Regions from separate parts of the Homo sapiens genome. Here region 1 is linked to region 2. A link is a loop called in an ENCODE intact Hi-C map of the cell type or tissue named here. Cell type or tissue: MCF 10A. All regions are shown on one strand. Links, peaks and the distances in the headings refer to the core of each region. The heading gives the core; the rest is flanking DNA.

Region 1 (15,975 bases), core at 4,833-12,832, 230 kb after region 2:
GACTCTGTTGAGCATGTCACATGTTACTTTATAATTCTCATAATAGCTAGCTCAGATGTGATGATTATCCTCATTTCATGAGGCACACGGATCAAGACTATGCTCAGGTTGTCAGCTGGTGGAGACGAAGCCTGGATGGGATCCCACAACTGTTCATTCCTTTCACTTCTGCTCCACACCAGTCTCTATTAATTAATTCTTCCACTCACTTATTTTCTCTTTTATTCTGTCACTCATTCAAACAACGAAGTGTTTGCTGATTTATTGGCCAGATACAGTACTAAAAGATGAGGAACATAAATGTGAATAAAACATGGCCACTGCTTTTGGTTAAGTTCCAGAGTCCAACCAAGCCTTTTCTTTCACATGCAGCAAATTAAAAATATTATAAAACGTACTAGTTGTATCTGGGCTTCCCTGCAATCCCTCGACTTCTCTGTTCTCTGTTTCCAGATGTTCAGGTGTTTACCTCGGGGTTTGCCCAAGCTGATTCCGATGCTGGCTGCCAAAACTGGGCTGTGTAACATCATTGTATGCTCTTTGTAAATGCAGAAAGACCTGGGGTTTTAATAGCCTTTCTCCACCCACCCTAACTTCATTTTCCTCAGGACAATAACACAAGTTTAAAGCCAAAGTCAATTATGACAATGTTATTATTTCTTGTGGGGAAAATTGATGTTACTAACCTATAATGTGTGCCAGACTCCTGAAACTTACACAGAAATTCTTCTTGGAGACAAGGAAGACAAGCTTCAGAAACATGTTTCATATGAAAGAAACAACCAGGGTCTTTGTTTTCCCAGACTGTTTGGTCACTTGGGCTCAGAATGTACCTAGTGAAATCTCATCTATAAGATCTTTTCTTCTACATCTTGGACTCCATGTACCCGACTCAGGCCCACACAAATCCCATAACAACACATGTCTGCCACCAAGCACCGCCTGCAGTGACAAAGGCTGGAGCCCACTAGAAACTGCCTCTTGGACTTGACTCTCATATAAGTTTTTAATTTTGCCGAGGGATTCCAGCTGTAACCAGAATCACCATCTCTGTTAGCATTGCCACTTCCCACCATTTTCTATCCCTTCTCTCTGCCTTTTTTTTTTTTTTTTGGCAGTCTAAAACTCTAGTAATTATGTGACTATCACTCACTTATTGATTTTCCTCCCAGTGAAAAATAAGACAAGTACATTCTTTCATTTATTACTGTATCCATGGTGTCTAACGTATAGTTGGCCCTCAGTGCATATTTGTTGAATGAATCATGATGATGAATTATTGCTATAATCCTTATTGTTTTCATCTTATTCACCATAATTACCATATCTTCTCCCACCCCTTTACTATCATAATCATCATCTTCACCATTATCAATACCAATATCATCATCCTTTCATCATAACCTCTCCTGCATCAATGGTGCTTTACAGTTCTCATGGTGCCTTCCCATCATTGTCCACTCAGGTATTCTGAGCTCTCCTCCTTGTTCTCAGGTGAAGCAGGCATGGGAGAATTATTATTATCAGTCCACGGATGTGAACCAAAAAAAGGTAAATTAACTTGCTCAGTCACCGTCTGGGGCAGGAACAGAACCTCAGCCTTGTTGGTTTCTGTGTCATGGTATTTATGATCTACTCTGCCCTGAGCAAGGGTTATTTGTGAATAGCTTTTGAAGCAAAGCTTTTTCTTCTATTTTTCTCTTATAGCACTTTAGATGATGCCTGGCATGTGGTAGGCAATTAAAAATATTTATTGAAGGACTATCTTAGTCTATCCCTGCTGCTCTAACAAAATGCCACAGACTCGGCAATTTATAGATAATAAAAATGTATTTCTCACAGTTCTGGAGGCAGAGAAGTCGAAGGTCAAAGTGCCAGCAGATTCAGTGTCTGGTGAAGGCTGCTCTTGGCTTCCAAGATGGTGCTTTATTGCTGTGTCCTCACATGACAGAAGACAGAAGGGCAGAGGACCTAGCTAGCTCCCTCCAGCCCTTTTATAAGGACACTAATCTCATTCAAGAGGGTGGAGCCCTCATGACCTAAGCACCCCCCAAAAGCCTCACCTGCTAATACAATCATCTTGGTGGTCAGGTTTCCACATATGAATTTTGAAGGAACACATACATTCAACCCATAGCAAGGACCAAATGGCACGTACATCCTCCATGATGTAGCCTCTAGCTTCCTCTTCAGTCTTTGCGTGCCCACAGTTCAGTGTTCTAGCTCAGAGGAACTCTCTACATGTCCAGAGCAGTCCTGGCTTTCTGCACCAGCTTTTTGCATACTGATTGGCCTGTCTGAAATACTCTTTCCAGTACCCCTTGGCCTCTGTCCCAGTCTGCCAATTTGATAGAGGCTTTGCAGGTTCTCCCAGCTCAAATTGACCACCGTTCCCTTGGGTGATGACTATACTCTGTCACAGATCTTCTACAGCCTCTTTGGAACATTAATACGTATGACAGACTTTAAGCCCCTAGAGGGCAGCAGGCATGCCAGTATTGTTGTATCACTGTACCCCAGCATCTTGCAGTAACTGAGACTAGCAGGTAGCATTTACGGAATGCTTCCTCTCTGCCAGCCACCAGGTTCATTGATTTATATGGGTTATCTCATTTAATTCTCGTAACAACCCTATGAAGTAAGTGTCATTATTGCCTATATTCTGTAAATGAGAAAGTAAGGTACAGAATCATTAAATAAGAAGCCAAGGCCACTCCTCTAATAGTATCAGCAAACAAACGACCACATTTAGTTTTTCCATATGTAAATCTGTCCTTGAATCCTTAGCACCTAGTCAGGTACATAAAAAAAAGTTTAATAAGTGTGAAATGTGAATTACATAAATAGAAAAATTATATTAAATGATTTCTAATCTCCAACTCATTATGTTTTGTGCTTGATTTTCTTAGGGAAGATATTGTATTTGCTCAATAAGGGTACTGAACATTTAAAAATTGCTAAAATAGATTGTTAACATTCTCACCACACAAAAAATAACAGATTCGCAAAGTGATGGATATGGTAATTAACTTGATTGAGTCTTTCTGTAGTACATACATAGATCAAACATTACATTGTACTCCATACATCTGTACAATTATTATTTATCAATTAAAAATGAATAAAAAAAGAAAGGGAGACTATTTTCAGTGTTCTTAACAACTCTCTCTGTACCTGTTCTGGTGGGAAGATATGGTGGGTGGCATTCTCCACAAGGTAGTAAGATTAACGTGCCTTTCTTTGCTTAATGCATTTCCTGTCTTAAAATGGTGGCCCAGCAGCAAGTCCTAATTGCAGGGGTTGTGTGCCATTTCCTGGCCCCTCCTCAGGCCACCTTTCACATGAATATAATCTGACTAAGAAGGTGGCATTACCCACACAGGATGCCTACTTCAACATGTATAACCAAGTCACAAAGCCTCTTGCCTGTTTTCTTCTTAGAGTTTCGCCTAAGAAAAATGGCTTCTTACCAAACTCCCCAAACCCATAATTATAACCACAATTTCCTTGTGTCTGGGGTACTGTTTTCAAAGTTGCAGATAAAACAAATGCACACAGGAGTAATTTTTTTTTCTCCTTACCCCTGGGAAAATCAAGAAGGCTTCAGAACTTAGATCAAAGAGAATGGATTTACCTGCCTTTGTCTTTGCTACCCGCAAATAAGGATCAGATCCCAGCAGGGACTGTGAAGGAGCAGGAGGTATTAAGCCACTGAAGACTCCCTCACCTCACTTCACTTTCTTTTCTGTAGGGCACGCCTCCCAGAATGTCTGTCCAGAATACCTGTTTCTTTTGGATTCTGCTTGTTTTGATAAGATTAGTTTTTATGCTAAACCTGGAAGCGGAAGGGCTGGGGCGATGTCAGGAGAGACTAGCCCTTTATACTGGTTTCCTATTATGACTAGTAATAGTGTGGAGAAATCTCCCCAGCAGTTTTGTTCTGCTAAAATTTCTCACTTTTAAATGTCAACAAGGAAGGTTGTAGAGTGGGGAAGAGATTCTGGTAAAGCTTTAACTTTTGAATAAATCATAGCCTCTCAGGCCTGACCCCAAGCTTCCTGGAGGACAGAGTGAAACTCATAGACTCTGCACCCCCAAGAGTGTACATGGCTCACTGGAATGGGCCACTGACTCAGGCAATTAACTCCCCAAAAGCTTTACAACTTCCACTGCTATGGTCAACAATTAGCATCTTAATAATTATGGTCTTCTACCGACCATGACTTGACAGCTCTGAATTGTGTGTACAATCGCCAGTGGGTCGTAAGGGGAAAATTTGTTTGTCACGGCTAAGCTTCTTTATATTATATTAATACTGGCAGGTGTCAGCGTGTTGGGTTGCAGGATTTGAGTTGTGCATCAAGCTTTGCCTGCTGTCTTTCAGCGGAGAAACAACCCTTAGGGCAGTCACCCTCTTGTGCTGTTGGTATCACCTGCATGTGAACCACTTGAAGCCCTTGCTTAACGCAGCTTTGTGGGTCCGCACTGCAGAAACTCAGAATTGGATTCTCTGAAGGACTGGCTCAAGAATCTGAATTTTACAAACTCTCCAAAAGTAAAGTTTGGTAGTGACTGAGGTACCCCAAGCTACTGAGGACTGAGTGTCTATGAGCTTTGGTGTTGTAAAACTATGGATTTGTTTTTCTTCATTATTCATTGGCTGGAGGACATTGACTCCCAGCTTTAATATGATTTGAAATAATGTATAAATTTCTTAAATTGTATTACTTTTGCATTTATTCTATAACACATACATTTATTGAGCACTTTCTGTGTGCCAGGAACAACGCCAGATGCCTGGCTACAAAGAGGTATGAAACATGAATTCTTATTCATGAATTCAAGGAACTTCTAATCTCTTAAGAAAACAAGTATGTACAATTAGGTGCTAGAGGAGCTATGAAAGAGGTCCACATGGATAAAATGGAAATAGAAAGGAGAGAGTAATCCTACCTGGGGAACATGGTGGTGTCATAAATAGTTTCACATAAAGAAAGATGTATAGGTGTTCACCAAGCAGATAAGTTAGAAGAAAGATATTATTCTAACCTGATGGAGCAAAGACATAAATTCTAAAATAACAAGACAGGTTCTGGGAACTGAAGGTAGGTCAGCATAGCTGGAAGGCAGGATGATAGGTGGGGAAGGAGAACAGAGTAAGAAATTATCCCTAAGAGATAAGGAGGAGGCAGATCATAGTTATCTGTGGTAAGGAATTTGCAATTTAGTCTCTAGAATAGTTTTCTCAAAGTGTAGACCTCGGGATTTCCACATTAGAAACACCCAACTGAATCAGAATTCCCAGAGGTGGGGTCTCATCCTACAGATTTTTACAAGCATCCCAGATGACCAGTATGCCAAGCTTGGTATCTACTGTTTTATAATGTGGAGCCAGTGGAGGGTTTTGTGCAGGGAAGAGAAATGATTAGAAAGACTATTCATTGGGGTGGATGATAGGTTAGTTGGACTGAGATTGGAAGCTAGTTAACAGACCATGGCAATCCTCCAGGTGAGAGATGACAGAGGATTTAGCTAAAGTAATGTGCATCTTGGGTATGAAGGATGGGAGATGACTTGAAAGGTGTGCTAAAAGGGTCAGATTTATAGGACAGAATCTAAATAGAAAATGAAAGAATTCTGAGAATATAGTGAAGTCAGGTGCAAAACATAGTGTTTGTGGAAAGTTTTAGCCACTTTTCTGAGGTCATGTCTATTTTATATGACAAAGAAATGAAGTTGTCTTTCATCAGGACTTCCTTTGTATGGGCAGACACCTTTTTCATTCTTATGCAAGCATATGTGCACAAACATCACACACAAGTTTGAATAGCTACAATAGTTTAATAAGAATTACAAGCAGGATTGTGGATAGTGAAGGTAACTGTTTTCTCAGAGACATAATTCTGCATCACACACCTAGTAATAATATGTTTGAGATATTGTCATTCATTTATGTATTTGTGTTGAAAATAGACACAGAGAAGAAAGAATGTTTTCTGACATAATCACGTCTCCAAAATGGCAGGCTGTCACCGCAAAGAAGAAAACCCATCAGTACTGGAAGACTTCCCTTTGCTCATGTAGTTTGCTAGATTATGCTGCCCTGCAGGTTTCTCCTACGTGAGTGCATTTGCTGTATATTTCTAAAAGACCAGGCTTTATGTGGGAATAAAGAAAAATGTATTAAATAACCCTATGATAGTCAGAAATTGTTCTGGAACCTACAAAAGTCACTAACCTACTTCTCCTGTAACTAAATTGAAACCACCAAGATCTGGCATCTACTTAATTTTGTCTTTCCTTCTAAGATCTGCAAAATTAGAAAGTGTTATTAATCCCTCTTCAGAGAGAGGAGAGAGTTTCACTAGTGTCCCTGTCTGGAGAAGAAAGAGGAGTTAGCACGTGCCTCATTCTCTCTTGTCTATTACTACATGGTACTGCAACTCCAGGGGACATCAGGAAGGGACTATACTATCAATCAGAGTTTAGTCTGTGGTTAAGAGCATGGACTTGGATTTGGATCTCATCTGTACTGGTTGCTGGCTGTGTTGGGTTGGCAGTCTGTTCATTTCTCATCTGTAAGATGTGGATATTTATTCCTGTTTCATTAGGGCTACTCATTCATCTATCAACCCATTTATTTAACAAATACTTATTAATCACTCCTTTCATAAATGACATGATGACCACACAAAAAAGATATAGTTCCAGTACTTGTGGGAGTTTAGATTCTATTGCAGGGGGGAGGGCAATAAAGCAGGTAAACATAGAATAATATATCAGATGGTAATAAGTGCTAAGAAGCAAAGCAAAACAAAGTAAAAAAGAAAAGATGAGAAACAAAGTGGTCCTTTTTGGAAATCAGGGTCAGGTGAGCTTTTCTCAGACTGTAACATTTGGGCAGAGACCAAGGCAGTGCAGTGCAAGTGCAAGGCAGTAACCTGCCCAAATATCTGGGAGAAGCATGTTCCAAGGAGAATGGACAGCAAAGGCAAAGGCCCTGAGGCATGAGGCTCCACACATTTGAGGATCAGCAGGGGCAGTGCCTCCAGTAAGGAGTGGCTGGAGCAAAAAAGTGACCAAGGGAGAGAGGAGTCACTGTTCCCTCTGCCTAATCAGGCAGTTCTCCATTAGCTATCTGGGAGAAGAAACTTCTAGACAGGGAGAACAGTGAGTATCTAGGTTCTCAGGCAGGAGGGTGTTAGAATGTTCCAGGCCAGGGTAAATTCGCCAAGTTAGAAACTGATAGGAAGCAAGATCAGAGTGATGAGAGGGCCAGATCATGTAGGACATCCGAAGCCAAGGCAAGGACCTTGGATTTTATTCTGAGAAAGAGGGGATCATTGGAACATGCTGGGCAAAGGAGTCACAAAATTGGATTTACACTGTGATGGGATCATTCTGGTTTTAAAATAGACAATAAACTATAGGGGCAAGTTTGAAAACTGAGCACTCAGAAAGGAGGCAAAAGCAATAATTCAAGTAAGAGATGGTGACTCAGTCCAGGTGCTGGCAGAGGAGGTGGTAAGGGTGAAAAGTGGTCATATTCCAGATATACTTCAAAACTAGAACTGGCAAGCTTCACTGATGGATTGAATGGGAGGTGATAGCTTTGAGTGGTGTCTAGCATCCTGCATACATGGCCTCTAGTCACGAAGGGAAGTGTTCTTCCCCTAAAGGATTATAACATGGAAGATTTTACTTATTTTTATTTGACAAGGGTATGGTGAGGGGAAACTTGAGAAGAGGATCTGGATTCCAGAACCTGGGGCTCTGTCATTGGAAATGTTTACTGTGAGTCATCATGGTTGCTCTCCTTAACCCAAAGAACAGTAGGCTCCCTGTCTTCCGGCAGAAACACAAACAAGTCCCTTTGCCTTCTTCACACGAACATCTCTTATGTCCCTGTCCTTCTCTTAGCTTTAATTCAAACCAAATCTTACCCAGAGAAATTATAAGGACCTTCCAGCTTCTTACACTGTAGAGACAAACTGCAAAGAAGGGAGAGGAGACACAGATCTTTCCTGATTGTACGAAGTATGATAAAATGGTGTTTCAGTAACGAAAGTATGGCAGCAGAAATCCACGTGAAGGATTTGCTTGGGTAGTTGCATCAGGTGCAGTCACTTAAAGCTGTGCGGAACCGAGAGCTCCCTCTTGTGGGATGAGACTCAGTTCACTGCTTTTCTGCCCAGCTGTGCCGGCTTGCTGCATCCCTGGCTTCACTCTTCTAACAGAATTTACCCGAGATGCAGGTCGTCTTCTACAGGATGGGGAGGAGCAAGGGTGGTCAATGTGGAATACAGGTCACATTTCTTCCAGATCATATCATGTCACAGCAAGGCTGGGCTCTGCTGAGTTGAATGCTGTCTCTGTCCTCTCCATAGACTCTTTCTTATTTATTGCTCCCCCAGCTCCACAGCTGCTGGCTTTCAGACACAGGGGCGAGGCCGGTCTCCTTCCTGGAGTGGGCTGTTCTTTTGCCTGCCTATTTAGAATTATGCACCAGATTTTATTATGATTCCACAAATTAACAATAACGCTAATTTTTGAAAAGATTATCGTTTTAAACACAATACAATAGCATGAACTCAGGGAATAGTTTGTTATAACTAATAATTCAGAAGACCTCAAACCCTTTTTTTACTGAGCAGTAATAACTAGTGTTTCTAGAATATATATTTTTTCTGACAGTAGAAACAATAACTAAAAGGATAACCATTCTAACACAAAATGTTCTACGGATTAAAATGCCATTTGTTTCTAAGTAAATAAGATGTCCTTACAGACCCACATTTTGTTGAGCTATGAGAGTATTTGGACTTTTATCACCGTGTTAATTAGGAAAGGGAAATTCAGAGCAACAATTGTGGTTTCTCTTAGGAACTAGGTACAAAATGATTAGGGAAATAAGGAAAGCTCTTACTATCATGGAGGATAAAGATGTGGAATTGCCGGCTTGAAGACTGGAAACATGAATGAAGAACATATGGGCTGGAACAAATGTATGAAACTGAGCTACACACCAGTCCTGGGAATGTTGGGATCTATCTCTTGGGTCAAACAAGATCCCTGGCACAGATGTAAACTTCTATAAATGTTTGTAGATTAAATGAACAAAGATTAGTTTGGGACTAGAATAGTGGGTAGAATAATAGCTGGCTCAGATCGAGGATGAAAAGGTATCTTTTGTAATTTTTGACTTTGCCAGTGGTTTGGGGAAAGGGTGGTGGTATGTTTTGGCACTAGGAGATAAGGTTTAAAAGGATCCGCAGAGATACAGTCCAAGTCCCAAGGAAGCCAGATCAAATTTCAATTTCGAAGGCAATGTCACAGTAGGGTAGTGATGCAGGCCATTTATTGTCCACTTGGTTTCTTAGACACAGACCAGCTCTACTGACTATACACAGACTGTTATTGTTTTTTTCAGTTTTCCAGTTCAGAAACATATACTTTTGGTGGAAAGGTGATCCAAGAGATTTGTAGGCAATTCAGTAAAAACTCATACCTACTAATGGAGAAAATATCAAAGCAGCCATCTTGATGAATTAAATGGCCATCTTGTGCATTAACGACTATCTGGCAAAAAGAAAGTTGAACTACTGTTCCTAAACTGAGTATGTTTATTTCCTCCTAGTCAGCTATAGAAAGCGGCTGTCTTAAGTCTTTGCCAGTTTGGCCTCATTAATTGGTCCCATCAGACTGGTGAGCTCCTTCTCAGTGTGGCTAAACAAGGTTATACTTCATAAGCAAACAGTGCTCTAGGAAGTGATTAGAAAATTTTTTGTTTAGGCAAAGTATACCCTGTCCTATACTCCTCTCTTCAGTCCTTGTCGTATTGGTTTGAACAAGAACATTAAGTACCTGATAATCAGTCTCAAATCTCTATTTATTTGATTCCAATTATACTGTCTATAGTTGACTACATCACAGGATAAGAATTCCAAATCTTAGAGAAAAAGATAATTTGATATTGATTCTGAGTTGGTAGGAAAATATCCAAATGTATATATGCTCAACCAGGACAAAACCTCAGGTAGAAAAACAGTGTTCTCGTTGGAGAGAAAAATGTACATTATTGTTTTTTCTCCATGCTTTTTTTTTTTCCATGTCGGAACTTTTATTAGACAGAAAATTTTGGCTTTATTTCCTGCCCCTCTGATCTACATCTCCTAGTCCATTTTGAAGACATAGTCAAATTCATCTTCATAAAGAGTCAATTTGATCATTAACACTCTCCCCTTTAGTAGTTCCCTATCATCTATGGAACAGAATTCTAACACCTTGGTTTATAGCTGGGCATTGATGACACAGTATTAATCCCATTATCATTATTATCTCTACCATCATCATCATAAACATGTGCTGAACATTTAACATGTGCCCAACGCTAGGCTTGGTTCTTTATCTCATTTTATCCTATGAAGAAGGGATATTGTTATCCTTATATTAGAGGCGACAAATATGAGGCTTAAGGAGGTTGTCACTTATTTAAGGTCATGCAGTTAGTAATCAAGCTGGAACCCAAAGTTCAAATAGTACCAGCCCAATTTTCTCTTCCAACCCTCTCCCATACTTCCTCTTAGACCAGACTTGCTTTCTCATTGTCCCCTGAATTGGCCTCAGCATTCCCATAGCTACATTTTTGCTGTTATCTACTACAACTCAGAATGCCTGCTACTTTTCTTTTTATTCTTCTAAAATCCTGACAATTTCCAATTTTTTTAAAAAAATTTCAAATCTGCTATGGAAACTAAATTCACTTTAGGAGATCACAATTAACCTCATACCAAAAGCAGACCAAGAAATTATAAGAAAATAAACCTGCAGCACAATATCCTTCATAAATATTAATGCTAAAACACTCAGCAAAATAGTGCCAAGTCAAGTATAACAATATGTAAAAGAATAATATATCATGGTTAAGTATGGCTTACCTGAGGAATGCAATGTTATTTCAACATTCAAAAACAAATTAATATAAATCACCATAACAAACTTAAAAGGGAAAACCATATGATTATCTTAATAGATAAAGAAAAATCATTTGAAAAAAAATCAAACCTCAGTAATGATAAAAACTCTCAGTAACATAAGACTAGAAAAGAAATTCCTTAAGATGATAAAGGATATCTTTTAAAACCTATTGTGTAATGGTAAAAGATTGAATACTTTTTTCCTAAGATTTACACAAATTAAAGATGTCTACCTTCACCACTCCTTTGTAACATGATACTAGTTTTAGAGCAGTCAGGCAAGAAAAATAAAATTTAAAATATGCAGAAAGAAAAAAAAAGAGGGAGAGTATGAAATAATAAATCTGTTTCTTGTCATAGGTGACATTATTATCTGTGTATAAGATTCCAAGAGATCTACAAAAGGCTACAAGAATTGATGAATGAGTTCAGCACGGTTGCAGAATACAAAGTCAATTGTCTGTAGCAATAAAAATTTTCAAGTTAAAATTTAGAAAGCAGCACTATGTGCAATAGCACACACATACACACACACAAAACAACAAACAAGCAAATCATGAACTATTTAAGTATAAATTCAACCACATATATGCAGGACCTGTTAGGCAAAAATTTCGAAATATTACTGAGAGGAATTAAAGAAGACCTAAATTGTGGATATATACCATGTTCATGGATCAAAAATATTACATTTTGTTAAGATGTTAATTTTCCCCAAATTGATCTATAGGTTCTTTCAGGATAATTTTTATAGAAATCAATAAACTTATTAAACACTTATAGCAAAATGGAAAAGGCCTGTTATAACCTAGGCAATTTGAAAGGGAACAAAATTAGAGATCTTACACAATCTGATTACAATGCATATCATAAAGCTACAGTTATCAAGACAGTGTGGTATTGGTATAAAATTAGAAATACAGATATAACACCATGGAGTGTCTAGAAATAGGTCTACGTACATATGGTTAACTGGTTTTCCACAAAGGAGCCAAGGTTATCTAATGGGAATAGGATAATCTTTTATACAAGTGGCTCTGGGAAAAACTTAATATCCAATAAGCAAAAACATGAATGTTAACTGTTAGCTCATACTACATAAAAATTACACTGAAATGAGTCATAGACCCAAATATGTTTGCTAAAATCACAAAACTTCTAGAAATAAAATTAGGAAAAACTATTAGTTACCTTTGGTTTGGCAAAGGTTCTTAAAATGAGGCACAAAAAGCACAAATTCTACAATTAAAAAATAACAACTTGACTTCATCAAAGTTAAACTTCCAGTTTTTGAAAGATACTTTTGTGAAAATAAAAAGACAAATCACAGATTGAAATAAAAGATTAAAAAAATCACATACATCATACAGAGCTTGTCTCTAGAATGTATATAAAAAGCACTTGAAACTCAGTAATAAGACAAAAGAATCAGTTAAAAAATGAACAAAAGAGTTGTAAAAACCCTTTACCAAAAGAAATATATCGATGGAAAGTTGGCACAAGAAAAGATGTTCAATATTAGTCATTAGGGAAATACAAGTTAAAACCACAATGAGATACCACTACACACTTACTAGAATGGCTAAAATTAAGCAGATTGATCATAATACATGTTGGCAGAGATGTGGAGAAATTGGAACTGATAGGAATGTAAAAGAACACAAAAGCTCTAGAAGACTTTTGGTAGTTTTTTTAAACATTAAACATATGCCTAGCATAGGACCCAGCTCTTCCACAACTAGTAACTACCAAAGAGAAATCAGAGCATGTATCTACATAAACACTTGTACATGAATGTCTATAGCAGCTTTAATTATAATAGCTAAAAATGAGATCTGAAGTGTCCATCAATAGGCAAATAGGTATAAACAAATTCTGGCATATGCATACAATGAGATTCTACTCAACTATAAAAGAAAAAGAACTATTCATAAATGTAACAATGTAGATCAATATTAAAATAATCATCCTGAGTGTAAGAATTAAGAGGAGTATGATCTATTCATATAAATCCAAACTAATATGACAGCAGATTAGTGGTTACCTTTAGCGGGGTGGGAGTAGAAAGACAGATGACAAAAGCACATGAAAAATCATTTATGGGTGATAGATAATATTTATCACCTTAATTATGGTCAATGTTTCATGCTTATATGTCAAAACTTATCAAATTTTACATTTATACTATACACTATTTTATGTCATTTATAGCTCTTTTAAAGCTGTAAAACAATTAAAAACTAAGTTATTAGAAAAAGAATAATATTCTTACAGATAATGAAACTAACTAGAAGTAGATGCCAGGAAAACAAATGGAAATCTTACCTAATATTCAAAACTGAACAAGAAGAAATTTAAGAAGTTACAGAAGCTATGAAAAAAAGCATATATCAGAATTATCAAAATTCAGAAATGAGGTGATCAGAGGAAAGGAAGATTAGATCAAGAGTTTGTGGAACTCAGAAAATAATACAAAATAAAAAATTCAGAAATAAAAACTAAACTAGAAAAAAATATGTGAGTAAATAGATCCAAAGATAATTCCTTAGAAGATGAAAAAGAAGAATTTTGAAAAATAGAAAAACAGACCAAAAGGATTTGTGTGAAAGTGACAGGAAAAGAATATAGGTAAAGAAGAAAAATTATACATATGTTTTGAGTCACTAAAGGATAAATTCAAAGGAATGGAAGAGAACAAATTCTAATCACCATAAGTCAGGAAAACTTCTTGGAATTAAAAAAATTATGTTTTGAACCTACATATTGAAAGAGTGTGGTTTGTCCTTGCGAAAAATTACTTTATAACAGAAAACATTGAGATTTATTCCAAAAATAGGAAGTAGAAGGAGAAAGAGGAGTAAGAGGAGGAAAAGGAAGAAGAGAATCAACTTAGTAGGAATGAGTATCTCAAATACACAAATTGTGGTTTCTCGATGTCATTTTCCATTAAAAGGAACCGGAAGTAAAGGTAAAAGTAGCTGATTCTGGAGGTCGCAGCAGAAAGTATACAAGGTGATCCTGGGGTATTTTATGATACAGAAAGCAGAAAAGATACCAAAGTCAACTAGGGTGATGGCAAAAGGATTTAGCAGCCAATCTGAATTAGATTCTACTGACCAAACAGGGGGAACCTTGTCCATCAGTAAGGATAACTGCAGTGGACTGCAAGACATTAAACATGTTTGAATCCAGCAGTTCATAATGATAATATTAATCATGGCAACAATGATAAAATCAATAAACTAGTTTTTGACCTTTTCAAGATGGTAGGGAACCATTCATCATTTTAAAAACTGGTAATTAAAGAAAACCATCAAGCTTTATCTTGTCTTTCTGGTAAGATTTATAGATCAGGGTGACAAAAGAGTTCATGAGAAAATTTCTTCTTTGAAGAATTTCAGCTAACAGATGAAGAAGGAATGATACAATTATCATATGACTATTCTGCAATCCCTAATGAATTAATGGTTCCAGGCATTGATCATCAGTGGCTGCTACCATCACAAAAACATAAATAACTATACATTATGCATTTCCAGACGGAAGTTCATCTAAAAATAGTCTTACAACTACACAAATAACAAAATCAAACCTGAATCTGACCTAAGCTCTAGGAAGTTAGCAATTTTGAATATGTTATTATTAACTGTAGTCATGGTGCTGTGCATAGATCTCTAAAAGTCATTCTTCTTGTAGAAGAATGCCATTTATAGCTCAGTAAAGCTGTAAATATAAACAATTTATTTTATGTCATTTATAGCTCATTAAAGCTGTAAAACATTTAAAAACAAAGTTATTAGAAAAAGAATAATATTTTTACAGATAATGAAACTAACTAGAAGTAGATGCCAGGAAAACAAGGGTAGAAGAAAACTTTCTACCCTTGGACAACAGCTCCCCATTCCTCATCTTCCTACCCCAGCCATTGGTAATCATCATTCTACTCTTTCTACTTTCCACTTCAATGAATTCAACTTCTTAGATTTCACAATTGCTGTAAGAGTACATTTTAAATGTTCCCACCCACCACATGAAAAAATAAGTATATGAGGTGATGGATGTGTTACTTAGCTTGATTTAGCCATTCCACAATGTAAACATATATAAAAACATTACATTGTGCCTCATATATATGCAATTAATATATGTCAATTAGAAAACAAAGTTATAAAAAAGAATAAAAGAGAAAAAATTATCATACTAGACTTCGGTAAAAAAAATTGCTCAGTTATTTTTAATGAAAGGTGAAAATATAACTTCTATAAGATAATAATTGTTTAGTGTACAAAAGGTATATAAGTATAAAAGTGTAAAACTAGTATTTGAATAAATCTTAGTTATTTCCTCTCCTGCCCCCTCCCACAAATAGGAAGTGAGACCTATAATAGAGGGTTTGAATTTAGTGGTCAGTTTAATTCAACATCTACTCTGAATTTGTTATTATCATACAATTGGAAGATAGATACAGAAGCCATAGGTCTTCCTGCTTTCAAGATTTTTACAACATTGTTTCCATTTTAAGTGTGTGTGTGTGAGAGAGAGAGCGAGCGAGCACTGGCGAGAGAGAAACTATTATTCAATTTTTAATTTTAAGTAATCCTAATTAATAATTTTTATGTGTTCTATCATTTAATCTTCACAGCTATCCTAAGAATTACCTGTTATTTTAGGGATGGTTTTATAAGTTAAGTAGCTTGCTTTAGGTCATTGCTGCCTGATTTTAAAACCCATACTTTCATCTTTTACAACATAATTACTTCCTTCTCTAAATGGCTCTAAAAAGAATTCGAAAAGTGGTAGTCTGTAGTATGTATCTCATTCAGTTTGTGCATTATAGACTCATTTAGGGTAATTTTTTAAGCTATTTTACATACAAAAATCCACGTCTTTGGGTTCTTCTGAAAAATAGGAAGACTGGCAAGAGATGGCCCATATTCTTGCTCAAGTGAGTAGAACTTACCCTTTTTAGGTAGTATAAATACTCTGGAGTTTGCCACGA
Region 2 (15,975 bases), core at 3,475-11,474:
ATTGTGGCGCAGTGCCTGTAATCACAGCTACCTGAGAGGCTTTCACTTGAGCCCAAGAGTTTGAGACCAGCCTGGGCAACACAGTGAGACTTCATCTTAAAAAAAAAGAATTGCTCGACCAGAGCCTGGGGAGGTTGGGGCTTCTACATTGGACAACCCTCTGGCACTTGGGGATTGCCTCTGCCTCTGGCTGAGCAGGCTCTTATGATGCTGGAGAACGTCCTCCAGAAGAGAAGCAAGAGACAGGAAGATGTACTTGAGGTGGGAAGCTGTCAGCTTCAGCTGGAAACTCAGCTGTGCCTATGGGAAGGGGGGTGGAAATGAGAGAACATTAACAACACCTGTTACAGGGAGGTAGTATTGTCCTCATTTTATGGATAAGGAAACTGAAACACATAGATGTTGAGTAACGAATAGAAAATGATGGAATTTGAATTTAAATTTAGTTTATTTTTGGTTGCAGAACCCACAATCTTGGCTGCCTCATTAAAGAAACTCATTCATGGGCCTGGTGCAGTGGCTCATGCCTGTAATCCTAGCACTTTGGGAGGCCGAGGTGGGCGAATCACGAAGTCAGGAGATCGAGACCATCCTGGCTAACACAGTGAAACCCCATCTCTACTAAAAATACAAAAAATTAGCCGGGTGTGGTGGCAGGTGCCTATAGTCCCAGCTACTTGGGAGGCTGAGGCAGGAGAATAACTTGAATCCAAGAGGCGGAGCTAGCAGTGAGTGGAGATCGTGTCACTGCACTCCAGCCTGGGCGACAGTGTGAGACTGTCTCAAAAAAAAAAAAAAAAAAGAAGAAGAAGAAAAAAGAAACTCATTCATTAATTAAACAACGTTTCTTGGGCATCTTCTATATGCCAGACACTGTGCTAATGCAGGGATATAGTGGGGCCACACACAAATCTGCTCCCAAGCAGGTCATGGTTCAGTAGAGACTTATCCAAGAATGAGTCAGTGGTGAAGCTGGGGTGATAACCCTGTCACAGTCTTCTTTCCTGCCCACAAGCTGAGCTACAAACCCAGGTGCATGCACTCTCAGGCTGTGTGCATTCTTCTTTTAAGACTACCTTCTCATTCTTAGATATCAGTCCCTTTGTTGACGTGAAACATCTCAGTTCTTTAGTTTTGTTCCAAAAAGAGGCTACCTGGGAGATGAATAGAAAGTGAGTGTGAAGTTTGTCACTGGACAGTGTTTTCTACTACTCATTCATGTTTGCTCTCCCACCTCACAATACTCCTTGCACAAGCCAGCTCTGCCATGCACCGTGGTCTCTGCACTTCTGTTCTGTGACATGGCCGAGGTGAACATGGCAAAGATGCCTAAGGGACTTCTGGTAAGAGACCTGGAGCTCCATCTGTGATCTGCTTGAAGGGATCTTATGGCAAGTGGGGAGGGATGGACTGAATCTAGCAGTCTCCTTGAATTACTTGGAAGGAAAAGGAAGCTTCTGTTTCCCTGATTTGTGGTGCTTTCAATCAAGTTCATTTATTCAGAGGTGACAAGCACATGAGGTTTACGTTAGAATGTGTGCATTTATGTAGCTACTGATGATGCATATTTAGCAAAGATCAATATATTATACCTGTTTTGACATTCTTGTCTTTTTAGCTGGCAAAACCTTACTTTTTGGTGTCCAAATGTGTGTTGACTTACTCCGTCTCATTTGAGTCTCATAAGAGTTTTACAGTGTGGAAGCTGAGGTCCAGAGAGATGAACACTTGCTCTACTTCCCAGGGTTCTTGGGAAGAATAAATGAAATTATAAATGGAGAAGGAAGTTTGGGAAATGGAAAGTAGAGCATTATGCAGGTGTTATTGTTTTCCAAGTCAAGTGTCTTTTTAGTGACACATCTGGAGTCAGACAGCTTGCTTTTTCACTTCTAAAACAGCACAGTGATCACAGTGATTCTGTGATTCTGCTGCTACAGGATAGTTGTTTTCACTGAAGCCTTTTAGAACATCAAAGGAATCCAATTCCTTCACAGGTGAACACTGAACATCTTGATGTTAAGCAAGTCTGTGAATTACCATTACTACATGTTCCAGTTATTACTGCTGCAGAACAAATTACTGTAAATTTAGTTGAGCAAAACAACATCCATTTTATTAAGCTTCCAGACTCTGTGGGTCTGGAATTCCAAAAAAAGCACACAGTGGGAATGATTTGAATCTGCTTCATGATATCTGGGGCCCTCAACTGGGAATACTGGAAGGCTAGAGGTGACTCTATTGCTGGCGGCTGAAATAACCTGAAGATTCTTTCATTTGCATAACCAGTACTTAGAGAGGGAATAAGACCAGGACTGCTGACTGAAATACTTACATGTGGTTTCTCCCTGTGTCTTGGGCTTCCTTACAGCATGGCTGCCTCAGGATAGTTTTCTTACATAGCAACTCAGGGCTCCAAGTGCAGGTATTTCACTAGACAAGTCACAAGCTGAATTGTCTTTTAACATCTGCCACAGTCTCTTGGTTGCCAAAAGCTTACTCAACTAGGAAACAGGGACAAAGACCTCACTTCTTCATGGGAGGAGTATGTGCGAGGTCATGTTGTCGAAGAGCTTCTAGAATATGGGAGATACTGCTGCATCTATCTGTCCAAAATACAATTTGCTATCTGGTTTCATCTTTTTTGCTCTTTTTCCTAATTTCATTTTTTTTTTAAATTATAGACTCATATGTGCCTATGTAAAATGTTTCAAAGTTTATTTGAAAAGATGTGCAAATATTAACACAAACAATGAACAAACATAAATCATAGCTTTGGGAGCAAGAGAGAAAACAGAAGCATAATTTACATTTTCCATCTGGCTCCATAAAGATAGCTTTTCCTGAGACTCTATGGAGAGAAAATTAGCCACTGGATAAAAATGTAAGCCGTTCCACCTAACACTAATAGCATTTATTACAAAGCAATTACTGATAGCCTTAAACAGCTTCTAGACTGCAGCTGTGATGTAGACACACATTCAGCTTTATACATGTTAAGTGGACGCCTACCATCCTCTCTCCCTGAGTTAATAAAAGCCAACTACATGTGAAACAGGGTGATTGACAACTATAACCATAGTAGCAGCATAAGATATTGCAAGGGGAGAGATTTGACAAGCAATGGGTATTTCTGAGTAGGAAGATGGGAGCAAGTAGTGTGTAGTGTCGCAGATAAAAGCTTCCATTGGATCACATCAAAGCTTTCCTGACAAGTATGTGTTCCTGGGAACCAGACAAGAAACCAATTTCCTGAGAAATCTTTGGAAAGGGGTTTTATATAGGAAAAATCAAAGCAACACGAGGTGGCTTTCCAAAGTCCAGGATGGTTTGTATGAAAAAGAGTGTTAACATGCCTTTGCTAGACTGGCCATAACATTTGTGTTTAGATTTCAAGGACACCACTGACGTCAGATAAGCACACACACACAAGCACACATCATGCTCAGATTAGGTTTGTACCTAATTATGGTTTTAGTCTGTGGAGTTGCTAGAAACATAAAGGTTAGATTATAATAGGATACTTGCAAAACTCCTAATTGAAAAATCTTTATCAGCAGTTATTGAACACCTACTGTGTTCAAAGTTCCAGAAGACACATAAAGATGTTTGACCCTGGAATGTTGCATTCTAGTTGGAGAAACCAGATGTAAAATGTAGAGTGTTGTGTTGCTAATTGGATATGGGTTTAAGAGATAAACTGAGTGTTGCAGACACTGCTTTTGTTGGGAAGATTGTGTACTCCCTGAGGCTGAGGCTGTCTGGCAAGTATTCTCAGAAGAGATAAATCCCAAACTGAATTTGGTGGGTGGCTAGGATTCAAAAGGTGAGAGACTGAGGCATTCCAGACTCAGGCTGAGGGAGCAGGGAAAGAAAATAGGGGTGTACAAAGGTGTGGGAGCAGGGATGCTATGTGTGGGCTTCCGCAGCCCAGGGAGTAATGACAACTGAACTTGAAAAAACTGGTCAGGTCATCTCACAGAGGGCCTCGAATGTGAGGCTGCTGGCTGTTTAGCTGGAGGCAGAGGGAATCACTGCATGTCTTTGTTTTTGAGTGAAGCCAAGAAGAAAGTTCAGAGCTCTGGGACTAGCAGCAGCCAGAGTTGAAAACAACCCCATTCCAGCAATCCCAGCCTTTCTCTGAGGCCTGCCTTTGATTTTATAACTTCCTACCTAGTGACAGCTCTGATAAGGACACTTGGGCCACCACATGAATTACTCAGATCAAATTAAAGTTATCAATCTCCAGTACAAGTAGAAAAGAGAATGAGGCTGCTTCTGAGTCTGAGTCAGAGTAACTGAGGCTTTAGCAATCAGCCTGGATGCTTGGGGAATTGCTGTGTTCCAGGGGCCAGTGTTCCAGCAGGTATTCTGCTTATAACCCACAAAGGAAGGTGAAAAAGTCTGCTTTCAATTCCTCACCACTGCCTGGCTGCACATCAGCAAGGGATGTGCATAGAGGAGCCCCTTATCCTCTTTTATCTAGTAGAAAAGGGTCGGGAACAAACATTAGAGAGAATCAGGTTGGGAAAGGGAGACAGCCCATGTGGGCTTAGGCGACATCCTGCTTGTCTGTCTCCTGCCTCCCTGCTTCATATGGATGCTCAGGGAAAGGCATGGGGCATCAGCGAATGCTCAGCATTGGCAATTCAAAGATACTATCCAACTTTTCTTCCTTTGAACAAACAGCACAAAAGTGATGGGGAATGAATGAGAAATATGTTATTTTTAAGCAGCAACTATATACATTTTCTCAAAATGCAAGGGAAGTTATTTATTCATTTAACAAATATTTTTTGAGAAGCTACTACACACCAGGCTCTGGGCAAAGAATGCCATGGGGAACAAGACAGGGCCCTGTATCATGGAGCTTTGGTCTATGTGCGGAACGGTACTATGGAGGGACTAAGCAGGAAGCTCAGATGGGTGGGTGGAAGAGTAGGTGGAGGCAGGAGGCTTCAGGGGCACTTCCTGGAAGAGGTGATATATAAGCTGAGACTTTTGTAGGAGTTCAAGTTAGTCCAACAAATGGGCTAATCAGGGAGCAAATAGGAAAGAAGAACTGTCAGCAGAGGAACAACTACATGTTCAAATGCCTGGAATATGTCTTAATAGTTTCATGAAACTAAAATACAAAAATAAGACAAACAAAACAATGAAGCTGGCCTATACAGGACAAACAGAAGAAAATGTTATTTTTCTTTTCTCTGCATTCTCATCTCAACCCTGCTTTTCATGAATTCATTTGGTCATTCATTTTACAGTCAGATATCAAGGCATAAAAGCAAGGGGACAAAATGTTTAGCTAAGGCAAGAATAGGACTCTGTTCCTTTTGCTCTCACCTCTTTGGTCTCAGGCAACATACATTTTGGAGCTGAGTGTGCTTGGGCTTGAATCCTGATTTACTCTTGAAATCTTCATTTACTAGCATTGTTACTTTGGTCATGTGGCAAAATGCCCTTGGTCTCAGTTTTCTTATCTGTAAAATGATGTACAGATAATATCTACCACACAGAGTGGTCTGGATAATTCAATGAAATAACACATGTATAAAAATAAAGGTGCCCACTCCACAGTGATCTAGCTTGAGGTTACCGCAGTGTATTTTGTTCAGCCCCAAGTTCACATACAGAGACTTGCCCTTTGCCTCTCTTTGATCTCACAGTTGTGGGGAGTACCATGGAGACATATCTCTGGAGGACAGCCAAATGATGTAGTGTGGTAATTTATGGCATGGGTTAGGTATCACACCACTCCTGGACCTACTGGCTCTGGGTGGGATGCCCCATGCACTGGAGGACTATGTAGTCATCCAAGAAGCTCGGCTCTGACAAAACCCCCATGCACTCAAACAGTTCCCTGGCAGAGGCCCTTCTCTCTGCCCACTCCACTGGGACCTCTGCAGCAGCAGCCCTTGTCTTGAAGTCCACTCACAGATTGGGTTTCTGCCATTTGGGAAGCTTCCTCCTTCTCTGTTACTCAGTTGGGGTGCACTTCATCACCAATGAAATGAAAACCCAGATTGTTAACACCTAAAAAGCTTTTCATGTTACATCTGGGAAGGTACAGTTTCTGACCTCTACTTTGCCTTAAGAAGCAAAGCAAAAAGCAAGCAGAATTTGTTTCTATTAAGAGAAGTTTGAGTGCCTGAGCCCTGGTTACTTAGCCCCTAGAGTCTAACAGCCTAGATCAATGGAGGCTTCTTCCGACCCATTTCTTCTTCCTCTTATTTTTCCCCTGGTTTCTCTTCTCTTTCCTTTCCAGCTTCTTCCTCCTTTCATCACATTCCTACTGGAGATCATAGTCAATTTTTAGTGCAGTATGCCCCTGATTCCTCTAGTGGCCACCGCAACCCATCTTTCCTGAGCAGCATCCTCTTATCCGAGTATTAAATAGATGGGACCTAGTGACCCCCTCTCATGCTTTTTAAGCCTGGGAATTTCATTTCTACCACAACTTGGAGATTGTTTTCCCCCAATAAGTAATATTCTGCTATTCTCTTTCCTAGAATGTTAATTTCCAGAAAGAGCAATGAATTACCTAGAAAGAGCAATGAAGCACAATGAAATACCTGTATATCACCCCCAGAAGGATTAATGTCAATAGGGCTGATAGTTACAAGTGCTGGTGAGGGTGTGGAGCAACCTCGCTAAATGAGGATGGGGTGAGTTCCACAGTGATACTGCTTCTTCACATCCTGAAGTCCACAGCTGCTCTTGGGGTCACCCTAGCTCACTGGTTCTCAGAGTGTGGTTCCTCAGCCAGCAGCATCAGCTTCAGCTGGAAACTTAACAGAAGGGTACATTCCTGTGCTCCAGTCCAGACCTACTAATTCAGAAACTGTGAGGGTGGGGTGCAGCAATTTGGGATTTTAACTCTCACCCCAGGGGATTCTGTTGCATGCTCAAGTCTGAGAACCACTAGTGTAACTCTTAGTGGAGCCACTGAAAACTTGGTAAGAGCAGCTACAGATGAATGCCTTGGGCTAATTCTTCCTATCTGCCCAGTCTGGGCTTCCCTCTCCCTATCAACTTATAACTAGCACACAATTCACGAGGCATGGTTCTTTTTCTTGATTGCTTTGAGCAGTCTTCAGAGGTTCCTAGCTACTACTGATCCATAGAATATCTCTACAAAGGGTGCTAGGGTGGGTTTAAAAAGGGGGAGAAGAGAGGAGAGACAGGAAAAACATCTTTAATGAACTTATTTCCTCTTTGATATGCAAGGAGGAGAGGATGCAAGAAAAAAATAGGGATTATTCCTTGTCACCCTAAAAGTAGCCTAATCAACACATAACAAAATTGCCACAGCTAAAATGCATTGAAAGACAATCTCATTTACTCTTCCTGCTACCCTGACTAGGGAGAGAGAGCTTCTGCTGGAGGACCAATCCATCCTCGTGGGCATGGGAGAGTCCTGCTCATTGGTAGGTAACAAGCTGCTGCTCTGCCATGTTTTTGACTCCCACCACGAGCACGGCTGCTTATGCACGGTAAATTAGATGTGGCTGCCGTGCTGACATGGACAAATTGGCAATTACAGCGGAAATAATGCTGCTCTGGACTTCTGTTCCTGAGCTCGTGCTTGCCAGAGATTTCAACAGCAGGTTGCCTCCTCCTGAGTCAGGTGTTGCCTGCGGCATCTCTGCGAACCTTTCCTCCCCTCTCTCCCGGGGAGGAAAGAGCCGCGCAGGCAATTTGCCAGCTGGGTCTCTGGCGTCCTCAGCCACACAGCAGTCAGAGCCACTGTCACGCAGGTGTCTCTAGCACAAAACTCACGGAAGCAGAATCTGGGGTGGTCGCGGCTCCACTGAGACTATGGGGGTTCTCTGTGCAGGCTCCCATAGCTAAGCAGGCTAGGCTGGCTGAGGATGAGCCCCACCAACGAATCAACATGTGCAAGGCTTTTTTAGCTTTGACAGTTACCAAATAGAAATGTCAGAACGAGCATGTGGTGTCTGTAAGTGCTGAATAACTGGGGGGACAGACTGGATCTTCCTGTAGTCATTAGGCATTTAAACATGATTTCTTTCGGGATGGCTTCTGTGAACTTGCTTGTCTGCTGGGGAGTGCTGTCTTTCTTTTCCCTGTCTACTTAAGAACTGACCTTGATATTCACAAACAAATGGATTAAAATCGATAGAACTGGGCTTTTAAAACTGGAATGTGTGCACACATTACATGGAGATTTGTTAAGATGTAGATTTTAATTCATTACTGCTGTGGTGCGGCCCAAGATTCTGCATTTCTTGCAAGGTGCTAAGTGACGCTGAGGTGACGCCGCTGCTGCTGCTGGTCTGTGGACCCCTATCTGAGCAGCAACACTATAGATCAGCAGCAGCTCCCAGACCTATCTGTAAGTTGGAACCATCTGGGGAGCTTAAACAACTCTTGACATGTGTGAACACCCGATATAGTTTGGATTTGTGTTCCGGCCCAAATCTCATGTCAAATTGTAATCCCCAATGTTGAAGGAGGGGTCTGGTGGGAAGCGATTAGATCGAAGGGGCGGATTTTCCCCTTGCTGGTCTCGTGATAGTGAGTGAGTTCTCACGAGATCTGGTTGTTTAAAAGCATGTAGCACCTCCCGCTTTGCTCATTTCCGTCTGCTCTGGCCACGTGAGATGTCCCGGTTTCACCTTTCCCTTCAGCCAAGATTTCAAGTTTCCCCAAGCCTCCCTAGAAGCAGAAGCCTGTACGGCCTGCAGAACTGTAAGCCGCTTAAACTTCTTTTCTTTATAAATTACCCAATTTCACGTAGTCGTTTATAGTCATGTGAGAATAAACTAATACAACACTTTTCCCCACAACTGTGATTTAATTGGGGTGGGGAAAGGCCTGGACTTTGAAACTTTGACTCCTAAGTGATTCTTAAGTGCATACAGCTTGGGACCCACTGCTCTAGAGGAACTGATAAACAGCTGGTGCCTAGTAGACTCATCAGCAGCCCAATGAGCAAGGGAGCTGGGGTGAGGGAGAGCAGCGTCCTCTGCTAGGGCAACTTGTAAAGTAGGTTTGTTCTGTCTTGCAAAGATGGCTGGGTATCTAAATCACCTGAAACCGTGTTAACAGTTTGCAATTTGGGGCGTCACCCCAGGTTTACTGAATTTGAGTTTGTGAGGTGGGGTCCTGGAAATGTGTATTTTTAACAAGCTTCCCGGGAACTTGGGCATAACCAGCCCAGCACAGGTGTGGACTTGCCTGAGTTGAACACTCACATCTCTCACAGGCTTTTCACTGGAGTCACTTATTAGTTCCTCCAAGCCACCTGCTGTTGAACGATATTAGATATGCATTCTTGGAAATATAGTTTGCTCTGTTACTAGATGTTAAAAAAAATCTCATATGCTGCAGTTTCTCTCCTACTACAGCAGCTAGTGGCTGGCCATAGTGTGTACGACTGAAATGATTTCAGAACCTGGGGACCAACCCAGCCTTTGCTAGTGGGACGTTAGTGCCATCTTGGCCTGCCCTCTGGGCTTTACCAAAGAGATGACTACAGTCTTGGGAGACAAAACTGTGCTTGGAGCTGGGCTCTGGGCTCTACCGTAAGGCTCAGCCCTCGTGAACTTGCGAGCCCTGGAGAGGTTCTCCCTCTGAGTTACCTTTTCTAGCTTTGTGGGCTAAAGCCCTAGCCATTCTGTAGTTAGAGATTTGTATCTCCTTTCTGTTCCTTTTTTTTTTTTTTTGTTCCTTCAGGGGCATTCAAGTGTTTAGATTGAGCTATTGAGTATTGAGTTATTGAGTAGAACTGAGGAATATTAGAGCTGACACGTCTCTGCGGGTATCACCATCTCTCCAGGGCTTGGTTCTGGGCAAATTGACCTCCTTAACCTTCTTGGGTGCACGTTGAGTCTTTTTACTCATATGATTTCTGCCCATGTCCTTCCTTCAGGAATATGCTTCTACTTCTATCTTCCCGTTAAGATACATCCTTCTTTCAGTAATACCAACTTTCTCTTCTTCTGTGAAACTGGTCAGAGTGAAGGGTGGTAGGAGTTGGTATTGAAAATGTAAAATGGGGCTGCGTGTCATGGCTTATGCCTGTGATCCCAACACTTTGGGAGGCCGAGGTGGTTGGATCACCTGAAGTCAGGAGTTCGAGACTAGCCTGGACAACATGGTGAAACCCTGTCTCTACTAAAAATACAAAAATTAGCTGGGCATGCTGGTGGGCGCCTGTAATCCCAGCTACTCAGGAAGCTGAGCCAGGAGAATCGCTTGAACCCGGGAGGCGGGGGTTGCAGTGAGCTGAGGTCGCACCATTGCATGCCAGCCTTGGCGACAGAATGAGACTCCATCTCCCCTCACCAAAAAAAAAAAAAAACAAAAAAAACCCAAAAAAAAAACAACGGACCATTAAATGACTAGCTAAGATGTCTGGATTTAGCCTATTAAGCATGGAACACCAGAGCTGGGGAAAAAACATGATCAGAACTATGCATGAGGAATATTGAGAATAAAAACCAAGAAATGGGAATAAGTTATGAGGCTATTACAAAATTCAAGTGAGTGGTAAATTGTGTGAGCCTCTCTTAGGGGAGCAGAAATTTAGAAAAGGCAATAAAAGTGAGCAAAATAAAAAACATCCCATCCAAAGATAAGTAACCATTTAGATATATTTAGGAATTGACACCAAACTTCTGAGGAGATGAGACATGTTAAAATGCTTTCATAAGCAGGAAAGTGCCATGTAAAAGTAGGATATTGCCACTAGTAACTCATGTCTCTGTTGCTCATGAGTTTATCCAAATCTTAGAAAAATAGATTTAATGACTATCAAAAAGGTTGATGAAAACAGAGGGCATCATATCTATGATGTGGTGACCTGGTTTGTCATCAAAATGAAGTTACCCAAATATCACATCTACTTTTAAAGCAATCCAAATTTTAAGTCTGAAAATTCTGCTTTGAAATGCCACAAAAATGAAAGTTTCTCAAGTGAGTCATTCAACAGGACAGGCTGTTCTTTTTGGTTGTTCTATTCAAGCTACTCTCCAATCTCAAAAGTTTAAAAATACATGTCTGTGTCCCAATGGAGTCATCATCTATGGCTTGGTACAACAATTTATGATTTAGATCCAGGAAACAACTTGAATCACCTATTTCTCCACTGGGTTTTTAATAAAACATTTCTCAACATAAACTTGCAAATTGATGTCCATGTGCTATTTCCAATGGAGATTAGTACAACAGACTACCATTAAAATCTAATGGGTTTCTCTTGGAAGCTACAAGTATTATAAATGTTTTAAGGGAAGGGAATCATGTCTTAATCTTCCTGGAATCCTTCAAAGATCCCAGTCCTGTATCTGGCCCAGAGTAAGCAATCAATAGATATTTGTTACATTAGATGCAATTGCTGTAGGTTAACAGTATTTGTCTACTTGTTAATAAGTTACTGAAACATTCTGATTAACGTAAACTTACCTAAGACATGTATGAAATGACTATCATGGATTTAGACCTTAGTTGTGCTATCTGATTGGAACTGACAGCAATCCAACTCAAAATGACCTAGACTTTAAAAAATTTATTGCTGTTTGTCATGGGAATACCAGAACTATGTTCAGAAAAAAATTTTTTTTTTTTTTAAAATCTTTCAGGTGTGCTTGCTTCTGTATTGACTTTATTCTCCTGTAGGGTGTCTCATTGTTATGCAAATATGGCACCGGCATCTGCAGGCCTACATTCTATAAGCTTCAAAAATATAGAAGAAACAAAATTCTTTTCAATTATTCCAGCATCAAACTCAAACTGACTTTTATAAGCTCTGATTGTCCAAGCTTGGCTCATGGGCCCATCCCTGAACCAACCATTGTTACCAAGGAATATGAAAGTCACTTTTCCTAGCCCTGAGTTATTCCTGGATCTGGGGAATGATGCTAACTTCACCAGAGCCACTCAGGCTGAAAGTTGAGAAAGGTAATTTACAAGGGACAATTAAGATTCTGCTACTGGAAGGTAGAATAGATGCTGGACAGGCCAAAAATAGTAGATACCCATTTCAAGAGGATTGACATATATATCTGAAACAAGTTCAGTCTTCAAGGAGCTTAGAGTCTGGTACTCAAACTATTTACAAACTTTGCTGCAAAAAAATTAACACGTATTTATATTCCTGAGTGGAATTCAGACTTGGAAATCTAGTTTGGACAAATTGTTCAAATGCAAGGGACTTGTACAAAACTTTGTACATGGGATTCCTCAATGTTTGATCAGGCTTCCCAATAGTTAAATATACATCTGCCCTAACCTTAAGTCTATTCCACCTGCAGTTAAATGAGTGAACTTTGTTTTTACTTGGAAATCAGTAGTACCTTCTTAAAAACCTTATGCAAGTACATATATTCCTAAGACATATTTTCCATAGCAATCGTTCCTTAGAGCATAATCCCTGCTGGTTATGTAAGATGTGGGCTATGTGCCTATCAACAGACACCGAATCCTTAAACTCCATTGTTACTGTTGTTCTTTGATGACCAAATAGCACCAATGGATGAAAATAAGAGACATGCATGTCACAAGGAAGAGGCTGCCATCATTTGCATCCAGGTGTGATTTTCTGTGCTTAGACTTGCTCCTTACTCAATGTCTTAGGTTGGGTTTCCTAGAAGCAGAGTCAGACAAAATTCGTATGCAAGTGATTTCTTGAGTGAGTGCTCTCAAGTATGGTCCTTAAAGGAGCCAGGGAAGCAGGAGAAGACTAGGGAAGAACCTGGATGAAGATGTAGGATCCTAGCCTCAGTGTGATGACAGAAGGAGCTCTGGAGCATGAGAAGCATCCCAGTGTCGTCCCTGGGGAGGTAAGGCAGCCAGCTTCTAATACACATATTGTTCAGTCAATGGCAGCAGTCTTCTCCCTGCCCCATTCCTTGCAGTATTGTGCTTTGGGTAATCTCTACGGGATTGCTGGAGAAAATGGTTCCTGTTGATAAGGATTATTCTTAAGGAAAGGGTGACAGCTGTGAGCCATTTGCAGCCAACGCTCCCAGTTGGAGACTGGGAGGAGCGTTACCGCACCAGCCTGTAAAGGGGATCTGGGTAATGCGTGAACAGCTTATGCTGTCACAATGGTAAATTATAAATGTGTGGATGCTAAAGTCAGTCTGGTAGACAGTTCCCTTGGCTACAGAGACGCATTGACAGTGAACAAGTTTTGAACACACACACACACACAGTTTGTGGCTATACTCTCACTGTAGGAGATTGTAGGCCTGCCTGCCTCACTTTGGGACATGATTGGCAGTATTGTGTACAAATTATTATTTCAGCAGGAACAATGGAATTGTTGCTGTAATGCAACAAAAGTGCTTTCCCCTTGGAATGCTAGGAAGACATCCCAAAGATTTTCACAGTAGTTCTTTTAAAGGAGCATCAGTTTGAAATTCATTGTTTTCTGAGTTTTAAGGTTAATATGACCATAGGAAACAATAGGTTGTAATCTACTCTTAGTTCTTGTTCTATAGCTTGCCATTGGCATTGCTAAATAGACAATGCAAAGAAGAAGGGTGATTCTTAGTTTCCATCAAAGACTAGCTCCAGTACATTAACTAGAGTGTATCATTTCATAGAAGGGCAGCTCCTGAGAAGAACTGATGAAAACACATTCCATTTACAGAGAAAGATTAAACTGGGCCGTGAAGTAAACATGGCCAAGAAGTAGAAATGGTACTCTTCCTGACAAGTAATTCTAAACTGGCCCACGCTGAATTTAGGGGCTGCAGGATCTACAGTCCTTTCTGGCCTTTCTTTACTGTATTAATGGGAACATCCAGAGACCTTCTTTGGGAATGAAGCAGGTTTTCAAAACAACATTCATCATCAGGTTATAGTGGCTGCAATACAGCACTGAGGGCATGAGGCTAGGGAGTGAGGGACAATCTCTTTCTCTTGCCTTGGTCCTGATGGGTCTTGGATGGTGGTGATTTGGGGGTGGGCATGGGATGGGTAGGGGCAGGTGGTGTACTGCCTACAGGATAAAGCTGCTCTCATTTGTAATTACTGTGGGGAGGTGAGGCAAGGGGGGAGGCTGTTCTGGCTTTTCTAATTTCAAAAGATGCCTAAAGGACATAATAGGAGCTACATGCTTTTCATTCACAAATAGTTACACCAGAGAATGCTAACTGGGGTTTGCTACCTTAAGTGGCAAGGAATCTCTTGGAGCAGTTGGGGGGCATCATTATCTTGTTTATGTGCAAAAGAAGATTTAAGTAGATGAAAAGATGATTTTTATCTAGACAAAATGTTCCTACCATCCTGCATGTATAACCCAATTGCCTCATGTTAAAGTCATTCATGGATGGCAGAGGCAGCCAGGGCTGAAGTTGCCCATGTGTGATTGTACCTTGTAGATAAATAAGTTAAATGAGTCTGGTTCTGTTCTTCTATAAATACTAGGAGGAGCAACTATGAGAAGGAAACACTGAAGTCAATGTCCCAATGAAGACAGGGACCTGAGAAGACACATAGACAGACAGAGATGGGCTCTAGGAATGAGCTTTAAGTTTGCCCACTAGTGATGGTGGAATCACATTTTGCCTCCTTCCCTGCTCCCAGTTGAAGAGAAAGTGACTTGCTTGAGGTCACACAACTAGTTAGTGGGAGGCAGATCCAGGGCTTCACTCTTCAACTCCCATACCTCAGGGCTTTCTACTATACTTGAAATTAGAAGACAGGACTCATGGCTATGTGACCCATCTCTAAGGACTTCCTTAATCAGTTTTAGATTTATCCCCATTTTCTGGGGATATAACACTACCTTTTCCCACCTCACAGAGATTTTGTGACAGATAGGATATATATAAATACTTTGGAAACTGTGGGCCATTACAGTAGTCCCCCGCAATCCAAGGTTTTGCTTTTCATGGTTGTCCACGGTCCACCATGGTCTGAAAATATTAAATGAAAACTTTCAGAAATAAGCGATTCATAAGTTTTAAATTGTATACCACTCTGAGTACTAGACCGTGATGAAATCACCCAGGACACAGATTCCCCCTTTGTCCTGTTGTAGACACTGCCCACCCATGGGTCACTTAGTAGCTGCCTCAGTGACCAGATCAACAGTTGTGGCATCAAAGCGCTTGTGTTCAAGCCACACTTATTTTACTCAATAATGTCTCCAAAGTGATGGCAAGAGTGGTGATGCTGGCCCTTCAGATATGTCATAGAGAAGCTGTAGAGTGCTCCTTTTAAGTGAAAAAGTGAAAGTTCTTCACTTAAGGAAGGAAAATAATCGTATATGGAGGTTGCTAAGATCTATAGTAAGAACAAATCTTCTCTCTTGAAATTGTAAAGAAGGAAAAAGAAACTCATGCTACCTTTGTGGCACCTCAACTGCAAAATTATGACCATAGTGTATGACAAATTCTCAGTTAAGATGGAAAAGGCACTAAATTTGAGGGTGGAAGATATGAACAGACACGTGTTCTGATGGACAGCAATCCAGTTTGGTATTATCTGGGGTTTCAGGCATCCACTGGGGGTCTTGGGACATTCCCTGTGGATAAGAGGGATTACTGTATTTAAATATAATGATACTAAAAGATTTATTTCTAGAGTACCACACTGTCTCCCAGACTCCTGAAAAGTTATCCCTCTGCCGGGTTTCTCACTCCAGTAACATTCCTGTCAGTGGCTGCTCTTTGAGGAGAAGGTAGAACTTGTTTCCTCTGATGCTTTGATTTTAACTGTTTGGAAATAGTCCTTGCCCTGCTGAGAAAAGGTGTCTCTTTTTGAGAAGCCAGGTGTTTATTTAATTATGCATCAAAGGCTCTTTTTAGAACACATGGAGGCTTTTGTATTATAAAGAAACAGAGTGAGAAACATGTTTTCAGCAATCAGCTTTCAATTCTTATGCCAGTGAGTAAGACATTACAGGAAAACCTGGAAAAACTGCAATGAACCGATGTTTCTCTGTAGTTTTCCCTGGCAGGGATGCAAAGAAGGATCAACATTGTTCTACCCATGATATGA

What was found. Peaks named below come from ENCODE experiments on the same cell type or tissue, not always from the same donor. Only the 100,000 strongest peaks of a DNase experiment are listed, where the experiment ranks them.
Region 1: a loop joins it to region 2, with 23 times the contacts of the local background. A loop is called at or near these places in 3 of 110 quality-filtered maps.

What each region holds. Positions count from the first base shown.
Region 1 is chr10:111,748,826-111,764,800 of GRCh38, reverse strand. No RefSeq gene overlaps it. Among named protein-coding and RNA genes, the nearest start is that of GPAM, 430 kb to the left of the region's middle. RefSeq lists an enhancer at 8,212-8,261. In MCF 10A, for the core only: a CTCF peak has its summit at 8,165 (motif pointing left); a DNase peak (open chromatin) is centred at 8,150.
Region 2 is chr10:111,981,300-111,997,274 of GRCh38, reverse strand. No RefSeq gene overlaps it. Among named protein-coding and RNA genes, the nearest start is that of GPAM, 190 kb to the left of the region's middle. In MCF 10A, for the core only: no CTCF peak of the experiment used is centred there; a DNase peak (open chromatin) is centred at 7,634.